Regions from separate parts of the Mus musculus genome. Here region 1 is linked to region 2. Evidence: chromatin loops called from intact Hi-C (ENCODE). Cell type or tissue: left cerebral cortex. All regions are shown on one strand. Links, peaks and the distances in the headings refer to the core of each region. The heading gives the core; the rest is flanking DNA.

Region 1 (10,575 bases), core at 1,179-9,178, 250 kb before region 2:
AGAATTTGTGGCAAAGGGAAAAAACAATCCTCCACCCCAAAAATTCTCTGCCCTGGCCTACAGACCGTATATGTGGAACTATCCACCCTCTTGACAGTTAGCTTTGGAAGGGAATGATAAAGTCATCAGTGGCACCAATATTAAGGGAAGAAAGAATCTCTAAAGAAAACACAATATCTTTATTCTAAAAAGGCAAAATGTATATAATTTCAGGATTAGCCACTTGGTACTGGATAACACCACTTGGTATTGGACTCTCCCCTGGGCAAAACTATTTCTTCAACTCTCAGCATTCCTTAGTTGCCTGTAGTTCCTTGTTTAGGGCTGAGGCCTCATGAGCCTTCACATTAGCAGGTTTCTGGTGGTGCCTTGCTTGGGCCTTACTTAGGCCTTGCTAAGGCAGCCATATTAATGAGACTATGGGCATAGCATCTTTGACATTTCTGGAAGATAAAATCTCATAGCAAAGTTCCTGTTCCTCTGGCTCTTACAATCTTTCTAATTCCTCTCCAGATATGGTCCTAGATAAGCCTTAGGTTCAGGAGCTGTGTTGTAGATGCACATGCATGTGCATACATGCATCCACACATATGTATGTACATACATGACAACACTTAAATAGTGGCCATGAGTTTTTGAGCAAAGGTGGTATGTAGCAAGGGTTGTGGGAAGAAAGGGGAGGGAGAAATTATATAATTATAATTTAATTTAAAAAAAAATTAAGGGGTAAACTAGTTGAATGGCCACTTAAAATAACAAGAGAGTCAGTTAGTAAAACCTCCTTCACAGCCTGCCCAGTAGTTTTACTTAAATTTAGCTGAGCGCATAGCATACCATGTGACCCAGCATTTCTTCTCTTCTAACAGTAGGACAAACAAAAGTACATGGATTTGTCCGTTAGTAGACCTAGGGGGAAATAGTCCTACCAGCACAGTTCACAAAATCTCCAAAGCAGAAACTAACAAAGAGCTCAAGAACTGCAACAGGAAAAACCAAACAAAAACAAAACAAAAGCAAGCAACAACAAAGACAAAAAAAGTTAGGTGAACAAGTTGTAGGAAGTTGGCATAACAAAATACTGAGCACCAACAGGGTCTGCAAACCATCCCGACATGCAACTGTCAATAGATCTTCTAAGCACAGTGCACAACAAAACGATGTAGACTCAAAAACCTTGTATGGTGCCTTTTGCACTAAGTTTGTAAATAGAACGAAACTCTACTAGCGTTGCAAGCCTGTAGGTCCAGTCAGAGGGGAGAAGCCAGAGGATTAGAGGTTCAACACTAGCCTCCAAAACATAATGCGTTCCTATCACAAAATGTTACAGGTGAAGACAGGACTGACTCACAACTCAGTGGAAGAACCTTGTCCATTTGCATGAGAGTCAGTGTCAGGACCTCCCACACAACATGAAAACAGAGCCATAGCTTGCTATTAGAAAAGTTGGGCTACTGCTTTTCCACCTAAGTGGGAAGAAGGAACTGCAAAGACTACTTCCTGGCACAGCATTGTTCATTTCTAGAATCAGGTGCTGGCTGCAGTATGCCCAGTTTGAACAGTAATCAAGTTTTTCTTTTATACATTGCACTTTCTGGTATTTCTAGCATATCTTATGGTGTTTGTAACATCTTAAATACACAGAAGCTAGTTTTTAATATTTTTAAGCTTCAGCTGTAGCAATATAAATTTAAATCATTGTAGTGATTTGCACAGGTATAAATTGGAGTTTTGTGGCCTATTGTGCCCTACTTTGTTGAAGAAATATTCATTTTTTTTCTCAATAATGCTTCATTGACTTCAATTTATCCACCAAAGGTAAGAAATAAGAAAACAGTGAATTCTACCCACAGCAGCAATTACTGCAGCTTAGCATCTATTCTTTCAAGGCAAGCCTGGCTTGTCAGGGTCTCACCAGATTATACAGTCCTTCCTAGCCTGGCCATATAATATAAGACTTACCTTATTATGATCTGTATGCCTTCAAGAAGAAGAAGATTAAAAAAGATGACTATGGGCTTTTAAGACACAGCTAGAGAACTAATTGCAAACCTTCATTTTGTAGGAAGTGTGATGGATTTAATGAGAGGCCCCCTTTCCCTTGCTAATCTTCATGTACACTAACCTAAAAGAAAATCATGTGGACTTTTTAGTGGACCTTAGTAATTGTCTAAGAAATAGTTTACAAAGTGATGAAGCAGTTTATAGATAGTTTTCAAATTCTCATCTCCATTGAAAAGTAATAATTGTATGGGCTTAGTGCTTACATTACATAGCAGAATCAAAATATAAATAAATAAATAAATAGTATGAGGGCTCCTGACAAAAATTGCCCCGTTCCCCCACGAGGCTGCGTTAGAGGATCACTTGAGTTCAAGAGCAGCCTGAACTGTATACTTAACTGTAGGCCAGCGTAAGCTTTAGGGTAAGACACGATTTCAGAAAAGCAAAAGTAACACATATACACACTCACTAGTGGGTTAGGCCTCAGCTGCATCCCACAGGCACCCGGGCTAGTGTCATTTAGGGCTTGTCTGTTTTATGGAAAATGCTACATGACATGGAATCTGATATTTAGAATGTATTGTTCAAAATCACACACACACACACACACACACACATACACACATACACGCACACACGTTTTCTCACTTGATACTGAGGAATCTAATCCAAAATTGCCTAATCTCTTCAATGTTGATGGCAGCCCAGGGAAAGACCTACCACCTTTAAATTTTAAGCTTCTCTCTTCACTCCATAATAGGGATACTAAATAAAAGTTTAATTAAAAATAGGCAAAAGTTCATTGGTATGGCCTTAATATATCTCGTGAAATCTGCATTCCAGCTCGCTGCTCTTGAATTCCCCCCAAAGAAGCTGTTTGGAAACAAAGACGAGCGGGTAGTTGCTGAGCGGCGGACACACTTAGAGGTAAGAGAGCAAGCTTTTCACCTCCCTGTGTAGAAAAATCCACCATCTGAATGATTGGCAAGAGCAGCTCCTGTTAGGCCCTTTGTCTTTATTGGCAACTGTGAAGAGCTGCTTCGTTAATGCAGGAGATGGCAGCGGGGTGGTGGTATGACTTGATTTCAAATCAGGTCCTTAGCCCCCTCTGGTTTGGCTAGCATCTTTCTGATTTTGAAGAAGACACCCTTGTTCTGAGAGTTAGGACACAGTGTGTGAGCGAGCGCTACATTCTCCCCTCAGCCAGATGGCATGCAATGTAGGATGAGAGCACAGAGCTTGCTGAAGAAAACTTGGAATTAATTAACCAAACTTACAGTATGTCGTCATTGTTGCTTTTTCAAGAGCTTTGGGAGGGAGAAGTTTCGGACCTATTTTAGTCCTAGTTCAGAGTCTTTGTATTTATTTTAACTTTATCTGCCAAGCTAGCTACACATAGATCCCAGTTTAACACAACCTGTTTTTGTGACTGCCTTGTGCCAATACCCATAGCTGACTGTTGTCTTCAGTTTGTGGCTTCACCAGTATACAGTTGATTATATTTTGTTAAAATCTGACTGCTTTTACCAGAGTAACTCCAGGATACCCTCAAAGCTCCCTTTGTTGTGACTTTGTTGGGAATAGTCACATGACTTATTATAATATAATCCTATCAGAACAGACCGTTCTAATGGGTGACTTGAAATGTAAAAGTTTGGGGATGGTATTGTTCCTCTGGACTGCCAAGTTGAACATGGCTGCCTGTGGGCTTCACTTGGTGTCAGTGAACCAAAATGTAGGGAATTGCCTTAAGCTGCTCTATCTAGAAGGGTCCTATGAGAGCCAAGGGGAGACATGGAGAAATGAAGCAGTGAGTTGTTCTAAGAGAAGGCACATTTCAGTGAGGAGCCATGCTTCCGGAATCTGCAGATGCACTGCAGCTACACATTTGAAGAAGTCCTGAGACCAGAACGACTGGGCTCTAGCAGGACTGTGAGGGACTCCCAAACTTACCCTGTGAAGCATAGACTCATGAGAAGAATTAGCCTTCAAGGACGAGGTTATTTTTGTGAGTCTGCCTGGTTTTACAGTGCTTATGTTAAGTGCTTATAAGATTCAAACAAACAAACAAACTTAAATAACACTTATAGGAGTAATGAATTTTTTTTTCTCTGAACTTTAACTGCCTTGACTAAGTAGCCTCATCTTTAATGAAAACATGGAGAATGGTGAGTTGCAAACTTGTTTTAAAATTTGATTATTGCCTGTTATGGCTATTGCCATTTCCAGCTTCCCAGACGTGATGGCATTCACACGAGGCCAGCACTCCCACACAGATGGCTCAGTTCAGGAACAGAACTTGGAGGTGTTTGCTTTCTATTCCAAGTGCACAAGACTCACTCTTGTGTTTTGTGTTTCTTGTGTTGCGTGGTGTTTTCTCTTGTAGTCCACATTTGTTCCTTCAGTGTCTCCTAGCGAGGGGTGTGTAATCTTTTGACATTCTGACATGATTTTGCCATCTCAAAGTGATCAAGATCCCAACATCCACTTGAAGGTTATGTCCTCAGTCACCCTACTTGTGCTCACTAGGTTCCACTTTCACAGACTCTACCTACCAGGAACGCCAAAGTAGAAGCTAAGTCTTTAACACATGTGTCTTTGTAGACACTTACCCTGACCACAGGACTGCATATATAACATGCGTTCCTTTGGTTGCCTGGGACTGTTCAGTACTGGTGCTTTTACAGAGTGTGTCTCCTATCTTGGGGAAATAGGCACTTGTGTTAGAAGATAAATGTGTTTCACCTAAAACTGAATGGTAAATCTTAGAGTGTTATCTTCTCTTCAAGAAGCAAGTATAATTCACCTTCACTTTAATAGAAAATTAATATAAGATCCGTGCATTAATTTCCTGTAGATATTGAGACTTTTCATTTGATCTTCTACTATCAGAAGTCACTACTTGAGTTAGTGTATTTTTATATGAAAAATCAGAGTTACTTTCCATTAACTGCTTATGATTTAACTCAACAAACATTTATTTAATTTTTCTCCCATGCTGGACCCAGTACTGAGTGCTATGTAGAATGACATATTTTATCCCTCTAAGAACATATGCTTAAGTTTCCCTATTAAAATTTATCTGGAGATGTCACAGATACACGAACACATAAAGAAAAGTGAACTTCAGTTAGACCCATATCTATAATATCTGTATTACATCTGATATCTATAATAATGGCTTAAAATGAGTTAATATTATTAAAATTCAAAAATACAGTTTTATAATTGCAATAACTTTGATACAGCTATATAGATGGTGATTTTTAGTGAGTTTTATTGTGTATAGCAGTTTTCCAAGTTATAAAAGTTGTCTTTTAAAATAATGACTTCATAAAATGCTGGATAGGAATGAAAAGCCATGATGAGAGCTGTTTCAGAGGTGGATTCCATACATTGGAAAGATTAGTTGTGTGCCTTGTGCTTGGAGACTAGGACTGTAGCATGTAACATACTGCATCAGAAAATATAGGCATAGGAAAAGATGTTAAGTGATGGAATATCAGCTTGACTCCAGGAACCTAAGTGATAAAGCTATAATGCCTCCATCCAAACAACTTTGCCTGGCAACACGTGTTCATAATTAGAGCCCGTTTTACATAATTTCCCCCTGTAAATGATTCACATACACATTCAGATGCTTCCTGGAACTTTTCTTCACAAAGAAACGTAGAATCTTAAAAATATTTCTAACTTGAGTGAGTCTTTCCATTGCTGCCTTCCTGACCAAGCTGGAACCAGTTTGGTGTGTACAAAGATAAACCTTGCCTTTAAGCAGTAGAGTTCTGGACACTTCTTCTCCAGTCCTTAAAACAGCAAGGAGCTAAGTTATCTGATAAGGTAGTGGAGGGAAAGGGGAATGAGTTCTCTGTTTCCAGGAAGGAGGGAGGGAGGGAGGGAAGGAGGAAGAGAGGAGGGAGGGTAGATGGGTGGATTGTAGTTTTGAAGCTAGACTTTGTAAATACTGGGCTGAATGTCACCAACTGCCACTGTTGCTACTCAAGAGTGCTAGGGAATTGACTGCTCTCCCACAAGGCCTGCTTTCTAACACTTGCTATCTACTAAGTGCTTCCGATTGTGTCCTGCCAGTTACTCCTTGTGGGAGCTTGGGAAGGGAGCTCTTTTGTCCTCCTTATTCACAGGTGAGGAATTGTGCCTTGAGAGGGTAAAGTTCCCACAGCTAGTAAGGAAGTGGTAGAGCCTCGGCTCACTCTCAGCATGGCTTCCAGAGCAGGCCTCGGTCACTGAGCATCCAGTCTTTCCCTATAAAGGAGTGTTACTTAGGGATAAATTCAGGACTATTACAAGGTTATCCAAGCACTGCTGCCTATCTTTTTTTCTCTGAAGTGTCATTCCATCCATGTAAATTAGAAGCACACCGTCCTCACCCTATAGTGTTCTGATGCTGAAGAAGCTCATTATCACTCCTGTCTTTGTGACTGTGGTGGCTAGCGTTGTCTACATGACAAACCTAGAACATTCCGGGAGGCCCTCTAAGCATGCCTTTAATTACATTACTTGAGGTAGAAAGACCTGCCCACTGTGGGCCGCACCATTTCCTGGCTGGGATCCTGCTCGCTGTTGAGATGGAGGGAGGCAGCAGCATGCCTTCAGCCTTCTCTGCGTCACCCTTACTGTGCACATGATGTGTCAGCTGCTCCAAGCCCCTGCCATCTTCATTCTTTGCGGTGGAACTGTGAGCCATAATAAAGCTTTTATTTATTTATTTATTTATTTAGGAGTGTCTTTTGTCAGAGCTTTGGATCACAGCAATAAGAAAAGAAACATAGACAGTGGCCATGGCAGGGAGATTGCATTTGGTTATGGTCTCACATGTTTCTGTTGGAGGGAAGGCATGTATTGTGATTGCTGACTTACTCTGTGGCGAAGAAAGTTTCCAAATCTTGATTGTTTACAGTTTTATTTATTTTTTTAAAGATGTGGCACATGCTTCCCATGGAGATTTATTCGTGTTTTGTGTCTTCACACACCCTTTGTGCTAGCTGTCCCTGCTGTACCCCTTCCTTACGGTCTCCTTATTCCCATCCCCACATAAACCCTCTGAACCCCACTGTTCTCGGGGCAGACTCTTAAGCTACATGCAAGCAGCAGGCATGGCTGATTAAATTCTCCATCTTCCCTGATCCTTCACATGTGCCTCACCTCTGCTGAGTTCCCAGAAAACCTGCCCAAGTTAGCTTCCAAATTCATGAGATTTTGTTGTTTCCTTTTTGTTAATTGATGAGAGGTACATTTTAGGTTATGAATTTCAGAGAACATACTTTCTACTTGAAAACATTTCTGCTAATCATTCTAATAGTCTGTCAATTCAGGGCATAACTGTGATGAAAGAAATTTCTCAAATTCTCTAAAACTTTAAAGTCTTCAAGAGGAATAGAACCACCTTGGGAGTAAGAGCCTGAGAAGTTTCTAGAAACTTTTCTTCAGTGTACAGGCAGCAGGCATTTTCATTCCCTTAATTAACACACTAGCAAGGTGGGCTAAAGTAGCTACGAGCATGGGCCTAAAGTGCAGCATCCAGCCCTTGGTCCTCAGTGGCTAGTCATTGCCTCAGTTCCCGCATCTGCAAAATGCTGCCACACCATCTCTGCACTTACACCGAGGGAAACGGAGCATGTGCGCAGAACACAGAAGCTGCTACAGAGATAAATAAAACACCCAAACATGGTGGCTGGTGCAATGGGTATGAAGATTGTGATGATGCACCATGGGGGTGAAGAGGGGGAGGAGGAGGAAGAAAAAGAGGAGGAGGAGGAGGAGGAGGAAGAAGAAAAGGACAACTGCAGTGGTGGGCATTGAAGTCATATGTGTGTTCTTGCTTGTGATAAGTTGGAGGCACTAGAAATATCTTGGTGTGCTGTCACCCTCTCTTTCATTCTACTAGTTTACAGTCTGTGAAGTAGAAGGGCCCGTCTGAAGCTTTGGATTGCAGTGGAACTGTTGGCAAATGTAAGAAGGACCAAAAATCCAAGATCCTTGTGAAAGCTGCACTGGTGCTCACATTCCAATTTTATTTCTAGCTGGTTAGTTCCCTCTGCACATGTACCATGCCATGACTACAAGCCTGTCACTCCAGAGTCACCAGCTGACCTGAGGAGTCCCAGGAACTCATCATGGAGAGAAAATAGCTAAGTCTCAGTGGTTTTTCAGTAAGATCCCTCAGGACTATATCTACCTTTTAAACATTTTAAAAAGATCTATTGATTCAAGTCAACAAGGGAAAATACACACACACACACACACACACACACACACACATACAAACATACATACATACCATGGGGAACTACTTTGGATTTGTAATATTTGGGAGAATGTAAAACAAAACAAAACAAAAAAATAAATAAACAAAAAAATTTTCCTCTGGACTAGTTTTAAAGTCTGTTCAATGATTAGGTATACTACTAATTCTTGTCAAGAAATCCAACACAGTATGGTTTAAATTTTGACTGAATTTGAAAAGTAATAGCGACACTGTTTTGGGTAAGGGAATATTTATTTTGTCTGTGTTCAGACATGATTATGTAGTGTTCTCAGTGTTCTGTTTTCTGTTTGTCTTGCCTTACCCTTCTATAGTCACAGGGTAACCTTCTCTGATGTTACAATTCTATGACCTTGCTTATAGTCCACAGGAGAACAGTGAGGCTTGGTTGTGAACAGCAGGCCAGTTCTGGGGGATCTTTAAACATTCTCTCACAGCACAGGATGCCCAGAGTCTATGGGTATAGGTCTTTCTAATTGAAGCAGTAAACTAAATGAAGAGCTATTTTCCAAATGCCTTTTCTGCTGAACACACATGTGAGTGATGTGTGTTGACATGTCCTGCTGAACACACGTGTCAGCATTAATGCATGCTACTGCCCTAAGCCTCATTCTTAAATGTGATCCCTCCACCACTCGCCTCGCTTTTCCTTACAGTAACGTCTCATTCAGTTTGTTTTCCGTCTTAAACATTGACATTCCAACAAAAAAAAAAAAAAAACCTATTACTTGGTTTAGATATTCTATGGTCTGAGTCCTTTCAATTTCAAAGTAAATTTTAAGAAAAAAAAAAACCTCACATTTTCTGTTTCCTCAGACATTTAGCTCTTTAAGAATCTATGCTTAATTTAACATTCTTTCCATCTATTTTCTGCTGATTTTACACAATATCTAATGGTAGAACTATTCTAAAACATCGCCAAAGATTAAAGAGATATCTCCCAGAAAGGACCATTTCTTCCTCGTCAGAGAATTGTGGTTTTTCTTCTGGTTATCTGCTTACTTGTATTAGCAAGGGCTATTTTCTGTTATTAGGCCATTAGCACCACTATCTACAGCAAAGCATTCTGAAGAGGGTCAAGTGGCTGTTGAAGTGTGAGAAGAAGCTGAACCAGAGTTTGGAGGCTTTCAGTTACTGGTACCATGGAAATAAGAGGGTGTACATGTTGGGATCCTGGTGCTAAGCAATGTCAAGAAACCCTTTCTGTAATAAAAACCCCATCAGCCTGAGTGGAAGCTCTTTGACCTTCACTGTCACCCAATAGAGGAGAAAATCCCACTCTGCTTTCCATGAGTAGTCAGAGTAAAGCAAAATTAAAACGAGCATTTCCACAGTGAGTCCCTCCGAGAGGCCTTGCAGATGAAGGGAGTGTTTCCCACTGTTTTCAGATGGTGGCCCTCTGCCCTACTCTCTCTTCTGTGCCAGGTAGCATTCTGTCTTGGGTGAGGGTGACAAGCAGGGGCATGGATACCCTGGCTCATGTGTGCAGATCTGTTTCACCTTCCAGTGCAAACCACAGAACTAGCAGTGAGGAGCTCAGTGCTTTCCTAGCTTAGATGTTTTTGCTTTTAACATCTGCAAATATATGTTCTTTTCCGGGCCGATGCAGCCTGGCACCAGCTCTCAGAAGCCCGGCTCCAGTCTTTGTTTTCTTGGAGCTTGTTTTCTCTTTGCCCGTGGTCTTCACAAGTTCAGTTCAAATGGAGATTTTCACAACTTTCTGTTCCCTGTGAATTCAAAAGCAAGTATTTGAGTGGGGCTTGGGCAATGAGATATACTACTCTAAACCACTCTCCTCTAGCCTCAAGGAGCTCATAGTTTAGGAGCTAAGGAGATAATAGAAGCCCTCCCATACCTTGCCCCTATTCCCAGCTGCAAGGACTGGTGACTGGTGAAAGCTCTCAACTCTCATCCCTCCGGGGCTGCCATTGGTTGAGGAAAGTAACTTTGCCTATCCGTGGTCTTGGAACAGGTGACTTTCTAGTGACTAGTTGGTTTGGAGGAAAAAATCTGGTGTCCCTTTCTTCTTCTGGACAGATTCAAAAGGCCATCTCAGCTTGAGAACTTTATTCTAGCTGATTGATCCTTTATTACGATCCAGAGTCCATTTTCTTCTGTCCAGCTTGCCTTCTTTCAGTCTTCACAGACATCAATTCATGGAGCGCCCTAAACTATGTGCAGTCTCTCTGGCACCTTTGGTGTTCCTCAAAAAGCATTTACTAGAAAATAATTCCAGGCCTCTTTCTGCAGTGTCAACTGTGATTGAAGTAAGGACATTAGAAAAGAGCCAG
Region 2 (10,575 bases), core at 808-8,807:
ACCATGCTGAAGCACTGCTGAAAGTGTATCCACTATATGTTCTCTTACAACGTTACAGAACCACTCTCTAGGTGTTTACAAGCTCAGCCCCATCCTAAAGGGAGGGGACATACCTCCGCCTCTTATTCTGAATGGGAGGCATGTACCAGTGACACTGTGAGATCAGTGCATGGATAGGAGGTCATCTTTGATAGCTACATCTCGAATGTGACACCCTTTTTTTTTTTCTTTTTTAATGAAAAGCCCAGAAAAGAAAAGAGCCTGAGTATCATGACCTGAAGCTTTATGCTCTTTCCCTCTGTAGTCCAGCTACTCCGTGTTCACATGCAGCCTGTCAGCAGTGCGGAGTGGGAGCCCCAGCCTTGGAGCCTGCACTTTAATACAATGCCTGAGTTAGCTATCTGCACTGTGTGTGACAAAATGGTTCTTTGGGCCACACTGTTTTCTCTGGCTACAGAGGCTCAGGGCTTCCAAGTTCTCAATTGCTATGTAGCATCCCTTCAGCCTCCTCTCCAACTCCATTTCACACAAAGTGTCAAACCTGTGTTTCACAGAGATACCTGAGAGGCAGGTGCAAGGGTTTTTGGAGCCATGTGTACTCATTTCTCACACGCTAATCCCTGGAAGGCTTTTTTTTTTTCTTCTTTTTTTTTCTTTTTAAATGTGGAGTAGGAAGAACGGAGCATCTTTTTCTAGAGCATAGAAAACAGCATCTGACAGTGGGGTGGGCTGGTCTCAGCTGACTGGTAGACTGGCATCAGGGAAGAGCCTCTCAGTTCATTACCTTCCAGCTCAGTCACACTGCTTTGGGGAAGACAGAAGGTACTGGAAACACCTTCCTAAATCCCATTAATCCTTATGGATGAAGATACAGGGTCTTAAGCCATCTGCTTTGGGGCAATGAATAAAGAAATAGCATGTGCCATCACTGGCCAGAATTCTATACAGCAAGAAAACATGGGTGGATCCTTTGGAATAGATCGAAATAAATAAATCAAAACCCACAGCCCTTCTGCATGCTAATGAGGAAGGTCACCAGTCGATTGTGGACACTCATAACCTAAAGGCTGATGTCGCCTCAAATTGGCATCACATGTTCCCTGTTTACCCATTGATAATTTTGAACACGGACGGATGCTGTGTCAGGCACTGCAGATGCAACACCGAAGAGGCTCCACCCTGCATGGGGTAGGAATTAGATGTAAAAGTGGAAAGCCACGCGTCAGGGTCAGGAAAGCAGATGTCAGGGTCAGGAAACCAGATCCAAGCCCAGTTTCTTTAGACTCAGAGTAATTGCCCCTGGCCTCTGACGTTGTGCAGCTGTGATTGGCAGGCCTGAACAGAGATAGGTTCACATATGCCTTGGCCTCTAAAATGAGAGCCTGTGCCAGCCAGCCTTTGCCAGCCTCATGCTGAGTGACTATATCACAGTCCTTGCTTAGGGGTCAGCTCCCTCTTGATGCAAGGCCATGGGCCATGGGTGTCCCCAGCGACAACTGGCACTTCTGCATTACCTCTTAAATTCTCAGTATAGACAAAAGGCCCTTAAAATAGCTGGATATCTCTGAATGCCGAGAGTTTTAAGAACTGGAGTTGGTCCTCTGCATCTCAGCATGCACTCTCTGACTCTCTAGGATCCTAGGCCAGGGTCTCTGCCTGTGTCACTGCCTTAGGTGTCCTTCTGCCACATCAGCTTGCTACAGTCATCTTGCAACCTTGCTGAGAGAAATCAAGACAAGATAGATTGTAATTCTTTCGAGGGTTGTGTGCTATAGTTGAAGAGTGGTTGTGTCTGTTAAGCATCCTGATACTGTGCAACTGGGCCAAAGATAATGTTGAATGGCAGATTGGGTCTCCAGCAGAGTCTACCAGCTTGTCTTATAAGTAAGTTTGCCACACCCTACCACCCCACTAGCACTGTCTAAGGTTGCTTAATGGCATGGCTGAGTAGTTGCCACTGAGACTAGTCCCTCAAACCTGCTGACCTATCTTGCCATTTGCAAGACAATTGCAAACTCACCCCTGATCAAAACTATGGATTCTAATAGACTGGGAAATTCATAGACCAGGGATACCTATCAACCCCCAGTCTTGTAGCCTACAGCAATTCTGACCTAATTGTTCTACAGTGCACCATGGGTACTGAGATTCATAAATGCTTGCAAGCAACACAGATGGGCTGCAGGCCCCAATGGGTTAACTGGAGCATCCTTAGTGCCTTCCTCTTGTCTCCTTCCCAATTCAACCATGTGACTGTCATTTTTAGATCTGGAATTTGCAGCTGATTCCTGCAGCTGCTTTGGGAAACAGATTTTAAGGAGAAAGTTAAAATGCACAGCTGAGAACTGTGACTCCCCCCCACACACACACCCAGCACATTTATATGCAAATAGCCAAGAGCCTTGTTTTTGCAACCATTAAAATTGAATCCCAAACTGAGTTATCTTTTTTTGCACTGTTTAACCTTCCCTGCTTTTCCCCCCTTTGCTTTTAGGGGTGCATTCCTACCAACCTCTTGCTTTTCTTCTGCATACCCATGCTCAGCCATTTGCCACTTCCTTATTAATGAAAACAGATTATGTTTCATTTCCTTAGAGCTGTGTTTGCTAGGAGAGGTTGCTTTTTAGTATTTGCCAATTTCTACAGGGAAGGAGCTATTCTCTTCTGTAGGATTAAGATGAAATCTGCCTGAAAAGGAAGCTAAGGGTAGACATACGCATGTCCAAGGCTGGGGCTATCCTGTGGTAATTTTAAGATGCCATCAGATCCCTTTTCGTAGGGGAAAAGTAATGATTTTAGAGGCAAAGTCCTCCATCTACTTACTGTTGTGTTCTAGGAGGGAGACTCACATACTGCTACAGAATTCAACAGTATCTAAGGGGCTGGTGAAAAGTACACCTACTAGGTTCCTAAACCTAGGATAATAATAATGATGGAAGATGGCCTGAAGAATGGTGAGATATTCTCTCTCTCTCTCTCTCTCCTCTCTCTCTCTCTCTCTCTCTCTCTCTCTCTCTCTCTCTCTCTCTCTCTCTCTCTCTCTTCCTTCTTTCCTTTTAAAATATGCTAGCATTCAAATAATATACAAGTCCACCAAAATGGATGAGTGGGGAAAAGCACTTGCCACTGAGCCCGAGGACCCAGTTTCCATCCTTGGAACCCACACACATGGTGGAAGAAGAGAATGGACTTCTGCAAGCTATTCTCTGACCTCTGACCTCTTCATGACCATGCAAACACACTGAATGCAATAATTTAAATTTTTTAAAATCTAATTTTATACTCATTGGTGTTTTGCCTGTGTGTTTGTCTGTGCACAACGTGCATACCCTATCTCAACAGCTATCAGAAGTGGGTGTTGGATCCCCTAGACCTAGAGTTCTAGACTGTTGTGAACTGCCATGTGAGTGCTAGGGATTGAACGTGGTTCCTCTGAAATCATAAGTGCTCTTAACCACTGAGCCACCATTCCATTTCCGATTATATGTTTTAACTATGCAAAATGAGTCCTAAATGGTGTTGCATGCATTTAATCCCCATACTGGATCAGAGTGGGAGTGTGTGTGTCTGAGATGGTGGCAGGATGGGGGAGGGGAGATTCACTGTGAGTTTGTTCAAGGATTGGTCTACATAACAGCAAGGTCCTGGCCAGCTAGCCAGGGTCATCTATAAAGATCTCCTCTTAAATTAAAAAATAGGGGGAAAAAAAGGCAAATGAAGCATAATTCATTCATTTGTGTCTTTCATGAACCTTTCCAAATGCTCATCCTTTCTCGTTTCCATAGCAATAGTGTCAAGATCAATTGGGGACATTCTTTAACACTAGTTATGGTTCTTTTCCAGGGTCTACAATGAATTTAGTTTTGTCTTCATAGATTCCTTGGATCTGGAACAATTTATTGGTTTTTCTTTGTCTTTAATGACCTTGACATCTTGGAAATGTGACAGGCCTGCCATTTATAAACTTCCCTTCCTTTGTTATTTTTTGGAAGGGTAGAGATCCCGAGACAATTTGATCATGCAGCTAGAATTGAGAACATTGACCCAAGGTAATTGAGGACAAAGCCTTGTGCTTGGTAAATTGCCTCTAGGGATCACGAGAAACAAAGTAATAGTGACTAGAGGAGAGTGTGGCCAGCAGAGCCCAGATCTATCTATGTACTCTTTCTCTAGAGCTTTCTTCAGAATGGCTGCTCTCTATTGTCCCTTCTCTTCCTCATATCAAGATCACAGATTAGAGAATCCATTTGGCACTGGCCCAACTTTCTCATACCATACTGACATGGAGTCACTTTCAAAACTGGATCACGTCCCGCTTTTGCTGAACACCAAGGAAAGATGGCTGAGTGTTTGCTCCTGTTCCTGTAGACTCTCCATGACAGGGCTTGGGCTTCTCCTAACTGCACCTCTCACTACAATGGCAGTTCTCAGAGCTTGGGAGTAAGCCAACCACCTCAGGCCTTTGCTTTTCCCTGTGTGGAACAGTTTCGGGTGGCTGGATGCACACGAGGAGTCTGGTAATCCTCAATGGCTTCCACTCTGGGCTTGTTTTCCCACTTCCTGTGCTTCCTTTGCATTCTCCCTCATCACATGATGGGAAACTCTGCCTGAGCCTCACTGAAGGAGGGTGATGAAAAGAAAAGAAACAGCGAAGAGAATGTAACAAACAAAATTGGTTAAGAGGAGACTTACATCATTTAATTATGCCAAGTTCTCTTTGCCTTTACTCCTTGTCTAGTCTCCCTCTTTGTAGATTTCTGGCCCTTTCTAGGCCTTTCCATCTTTCTATTAGAATTCATCTGTTTCGTCTGCACAGGGAAATATGGCCCTGGAGAAGAGCCAGGCAATACATCCCTCGCTGCAGCAGGAGCACGCTAGCAGCAGTCAGCCAAACACACATCCTTTCTCTTTTATTCTTGTCACAGTTAAAAATGGAAAGAAAGTTTGGGTACCCAGTATGACCCTGGTAGATTTTGAAAAAGTGAAAGTTAAGTTTCTCTCCTGGCTGCTAAAAAAGAAGAAAGGAAATCAAATATCATTTTCTCCTTAGGGGATTATAGGGTAGGGAGATGACACCATTATTCCTATGTGCCATAAAATGCATGTGTGCAGGTATGTGCATAACATTTACATTTATATTACATTCTTAACTAGTAAATAATTGCCATTATGTTCTAGATATGACATCCATGGCTATGAAAGAGGAAGTCAGGCTATAAGGCTGATATTTAAACCTTTGCTTTCAAATGTTCCAACACTGCTGTTCACGGGGTCTAGTTTTTGAATAGCTGCCTGGAAACCCAACAGACAGAGAAGCTGGCCCCTCGTGGCTGTTCCAGCTTCTAGTTACGTTAGGGAATTGAAATGCACAGATATTCTGGCTTATGAAATTGAGAATTAGATGCATGGCTTAAAGATCCTCAGGACTTTTTACCCTTCCTAGCTGTCAAGGGATCATGCCTGTCAATCACTTCAGTATAGCACAGTTGTTCTCAAAGTCTGGCCCCGAGGGCAACAGTAGCAACTGTATTACCTGGAAGTTGTTAGAGGCATAAAGTTCTGACATTTCTTCCCTGGATTCCTAAATCAGAAGCTACAAGCCTAACTTGAGGTCCAGGATCTGGGACTCACTAGTGTCTGAAGGCAATTCTGTTGTTGGCCCAAGTTGAAAAGCCTCCAGCCTAAGTAGTTAGGATAATAACTTCAGAATGCTTACTTGATTTGTGGCCTTGTACAAATAATTATTTCCTGGTACCTTGGGTGGTTCATCTTAAAGGTGGAGTCGAAGCAGTAAGTACCTCATTGTTATGAAGATGGAGTTAACTTATGAACAGCTATATAACCAGTGAAGAATGCTACTTAACATTAAACGTTCGTAGATTTTCTGTTCATACTAATTATACTTTTCCATTTACCCAAACAAAAACCTAGTATATTTTCTAGCCTTTTACTGGTTGGGAAGCTTTAGAGAGCACTCAGAACCCATGAGGATGATGTTGCCTAAGCCTTTACTAAACTAGGCTGTTAATGAGTCTCCTCTAACTGTGTAATGCCAGATGAAGTGAAACCAAAAACAGTTTGTGGAGCAACTCAGACCTCTCTGCAAAGCAGCTGATAACCACACACTAGATGCCTGTGTCTTGTGTTTTGCAGATAAAGAGGCCTGTGACCAGTTCTCTTGAGTCCTTTATTCCTTTGCAAAGTGGATGATTGCTTAGAGAGGATGATCATTCAAGACACACTGACATTTACCTAGCGTTTGCCTCTTGACTTGCTACACAGAACCTGAAGGCACAGACAGGAGATTGATGGGTAAGGAGGCCCAAACAGTCAGCACAAGGCTTTTGAGCAGAAGGTTGAGAAGGCCATTGTTATTCAGGACACAGCTCAGGCTTTTCCACAGGCCAGGGATTTTTCTTCTATGGAACATTTCAGGAGGCTGCAGGTAGAGTGAGTGTCTTCTCACCGTGGTATCAGAAATACGCCCCTCTGGCTCAAATTTTCTAGATCCTGAGAGAAGGAGAATAGGATTTAAAAAGATTAAAAAGGAAGGGGTGTTATCTCTTGATGCAAAACATGATGAAGTGTATTTAAGGCAAATCTGGAACACTAATCGATACATAATATGTAGGGACAATTGAAAATGAAGAAAAGTGAGGTATTGAGTTTGCCTTGCTGAGCATCGGCTCACCCACTTAAAGCATAGTAGCCAAGTCAGTGCATTAGGAAACAGCAGGATGAGAGGTAGCCCAGAAGACAGATCCTTGTATAAATTCAAAATGAGCATGTGTTGAAGTATAAACTTAGGATAAAGGGTCTTGTTGTGCCATTTAATAACTGGTCCTAAAAATATTTTGAAAACTAAGTCCAGTTGCTTCTCACTAACCACCAAATAACAAAATAAATTCAAGCTGTATTAAAGGTGTGGGCAGATAAACAGAGCCACATATAAACAGATTGAAGCAGATGGGGAAACAAAGGTCAAACATGTAGACATCTGGGCAGGTTCTTATGGTTAGACAAAGAAAAAAAGGTGTCCATTTAGGGCTTTGTCTAGACAATTAACTCTCTTGTGCTAGGTGTTCTTTAAAAAATGAGGAATTGATCCAGGAATACAGACAAGACACATATTCTATTCTATCCTGCTATAGCTTCAAGATTCCTTTTAGTTTATTTTAAATGCTACTTAATAATGTTTGTGGTGTATGTATGTGTGTATATGTATGTGTGCATATGTGTGTGTGTGTGTTTGTATACATGTGTGCATGCCACAGCATGCATATAGGGGTTACAGAACTTTTAGGAGTCATTTTTTTTCCTTCTACTTTGCTGAGAATTTTTGTTTTGGCCATGTTGGGGATACTGGGCCTAGAAGCTTCCAGCAAAGCTCCTGTCTTGTCTCATCTCGCTCTAGGAATCCTGAGATTACAGATGGACAGCATGACATCTAGCTTTCTTGTTTCTTGTTTGCTTGTTTCAGTGATTGAACTGAGCCATTAGGGTTGTACTGCAAGGGACTTTACCTGCTGAGGCACCTCACTGGCTCAATATCCCCACATTTCTTTCTACCCAAGACTGCAGAATAGCATTCTTGCATTATCACATAGTCTTAAGCCCCTGTAGAGTGTTGAACAGCTTTGTTCAACTAGTCCATTCAGATGACACTCCTCTCTGAGCCTGGTGACTTGCTTGGTCTGGGAGAATGGAATCAGTAGGTTGAACCTGAGCATACAGCTACCCCTCTGTACAAAGCAGGCAGCAAGCTAGATCAACATCAGACACATTCATTTTCCAGCCACTTCCTCAACCAAATGTAGCTCCCAGGAGATAGAGTCTCCTCAGTTGACTTATTTATACTCAATAATGTATGGGCACAATTGATGACATGCATTTCATTTTGGGTGTGACTCAAAGTAATGTCTTCTCTCTGGTTGCTTCATAGTGGCCTTGGGGCTTCATGCTGAAGGGGACAGTATGCCAAGATGGCAGATTAGAAGAATTCTGCTTAACTTAGATGCTGTGATACAAATGATAGCCCAGTATAGAAGTTTCATTGCCTTTTGATGGTAGACTGACCATGCCTCCTAATCCTAACATTATCTACCTTCAGATCAAATGGTTTGGCTCTATTACATGAAGTTCTTGCTTGTTTGAGCAGGATCAATAAATGCATCCTTCCTGTTCCTTCTTTCATACTCAGTATAAGCTGAATATACGTTCTGTACAGCAAGGTATATCCCACAATAATTTTCTAAAAATATTTATGTATGAACGTTCTGCCTATATCTGTGCATGTGTACTGCCCGTGTGCATATGATTATGTAGGTAAGAAGGTGTTGGATCCCCAGAACTGTAATTATGGATAATGGTGAGATATCTTGTGGGTGCTGGGAACCAAACCTGGGTCATCTGAATGAGGAATAAGTGGTCTAAACTGCTAAGCTAACTCTCCACTCTAGTTTTGCAAACAGATTTGATGCTCCCTCTTCAGGGACATCATGCTGAGCATCCTGCTGATTTCATGACTCTAGCTGGACTCATTTCTCTTTTATAACATTCCCCCAAAGGCAAACACACACACACACACACACACACACACCTATCAGTCAGGAGGCTATCTGTCTTACAAAAAGGAATGTGCCAACAACTTCCCAGAATAAAAGTTCCAAGCAGAGTTCCTTCATTCAGCAAATACTTAATGTCTGCTTCACATGTGCCAGGTCCAGCCTTGGAACTTGGGTTCTTCAATGACAAAAACAAAATTATTGCTATTTCTAAGAGAGTTAAGTCTTTTCCATAGTTTTTGAAATGAGTTTAATAAACAAATTATTTAAGTGCTAGGTAAAAGTGGGTTGGGGAGGAAAAAGACTTACTGGTATGGGGGTAGGGCTAGTAGTAGTTTGTAGCATTGTAAAGAGCATCTGTGTGATGCTGAGAAAGCTTTGAGAACATCCCAATGTGATGAGCAAAGTCACCATGTGACTCACCAGGAAAAGAACATTCTAGAAAAGTCAGTGAAAAGCTTTAAGGAGAGAAAGAAACATGGCTGATGTATCTCAGGAGCCTGGTATGATGAAACCAGTGGGGAGAGAATAGCATATCTCTGTGTCAGAGAGCATACCCATGGGACCCTGAGGACACTGATGCATTTTTAATTTTAGCTAGACATGATGGCATACAAGTATTGTTACATTTGAGAGATAGAGGCCAGAAGATCAGTTGGCCTTGGCTAGTCTCAGCTATCCAAGTGTTCAAGGTCATTCTGAACTACATAAGAACCTGTCTCAAGAAGTGGGGTGGGATAGAGAACAGGAATCAGAATGAGTATAAAACAGAAAATGACTACAAACCTATCCCAAGAGCTACTTGAAAGGGGAATTTAATAAATCTCATGACTGATAGAAAAGGCTACTGAAATCATCATGGTAACCTACTCATTGGAACTGGTGAAGTTATCTCTCCCAGCAAACATAAGAAATTAGAGAAATTACTGATTGGTCCAGTTTGGGTGACAAGTCTTTCTAAACCAATTATTGAGGTCTTGTAGCTAAATTCCTATGATTGACCAGCCTGGTCATATGGCTGTCATCTTCTGGCCAGTGTAGGATTGGAGGACCTATAACCAGAAAAGCTGAACAAGGCCTTTTTACTAGGCTAAAAGATTTCATCAGAGGCAGAAAGAGAAATGAAGTTCAACAAGTATTGTCAGCAACAAAAGACATGAATGCCCACATGAAGGGAAAGAGGTTTGCTTCCACAGAGAGATAAAAATGACTGTGTGTCAGAAAATATCACAATCACAATTATGCAGTGAAAGACAAGTAGAAAAATTATGCAGGAAACATGACAATAAAGGTAAAACTCTCTATATATGAAGAGCCAGCTCATAAATATCAATAAAAAAGCAAAATCCCAGTGATAAATGACCAAAAGAACATGAACAGATTAATTCCCCAATCAGAAAATACAAGCAGCTGACAGAAATCTGTCCACCCTCATTAGTAAATGAAGATGAGATAGTTAAAGTAATAATTAGAAACAATTTCTCATGCTGACATGTTCAAGTGTCCATGTTCATAGTGGCCTCAAGGTCAGAGAGGGACCCACAAAGTGGAAATTCTCATTTTATAATTGCTAGCAGTATAACTTTGTAACATAATTTGGTGATTATTGCCCAATATTCATTAACCCTAGGGCATCTCCTGAAAGTATAGCCTGGTGTAGAACAAAACTATGGTTAACAAAACAAAACAAAACAACCCAAAAAACAATGCTAACAGTTTTCATTTAAAGGAAGAAAGACTCAAGTTGAGTGTCATACAACAGGGAAGTGATACAATAGACCTCCACCATTATTATAAAATATTTTAAATGACTTAGGGAAATGATTGAGAAGAACATGCATGTGGTACACTCACCTGAAGAAACAATGGATATCCATGACACAGGATATGATTCATTCAACATTGAAAATAATATAAAATGAATATAAATCAGAGATATTACCTGAAGTTACTTAAGTGATTTTATCAATTTGCGCTCATTATTTTGATGGATTGGTACACAGAGGAAGAA

What was found. Peaks named below come from ENCODE experiments on the same cell type or tissue, not always from the same donor. Only the 100,000 strongest peaks of a DNase experiment are listed, where the experiment ranks them.
Region 1: it touches region 2 in a loop (2.2-fold over the local background); 2 of 42 quality-filtered maps call a loop at or near these places.

What each region holds. Positions count from the first base shown.
Region 1 is chr2:142,640,781-142,651,355 of GRCm38, reverse strand. Kif16b (kinesin family member 16B) reads left to right here. Exons shown (of 26, transcript NM_001081133.2): 25 at 2,845-2,928. Among named protein-coding and RNA genes, the nearest start is that of Kif16b, 260 kb to the left of the region's middle. In left cerebral cortex, for the core only: no CTCF peak of the experiment used is centred there; DNase peaks (open chromatin) are centred at 2,467, 3,233, 3,736 and 4,275; H3K27ac peaks cover 2,175 bases.
Region 2 is chr2:142,395,235-142,405,809 of GRCm38, reverse strand. No RefSeq gene overlaps it. Among named protein-coding and RNA genes, the nearest start is that of Kif16b, 500 kb to the left of the region's middle. In left cerebral cortex, for the core only: no CTCF peak of the experiment used is centred there; DNase peaks (open chromatin) are centred at 2,304, 4,393 and 4,841; H3K27ac peaks cover 3,380 bases.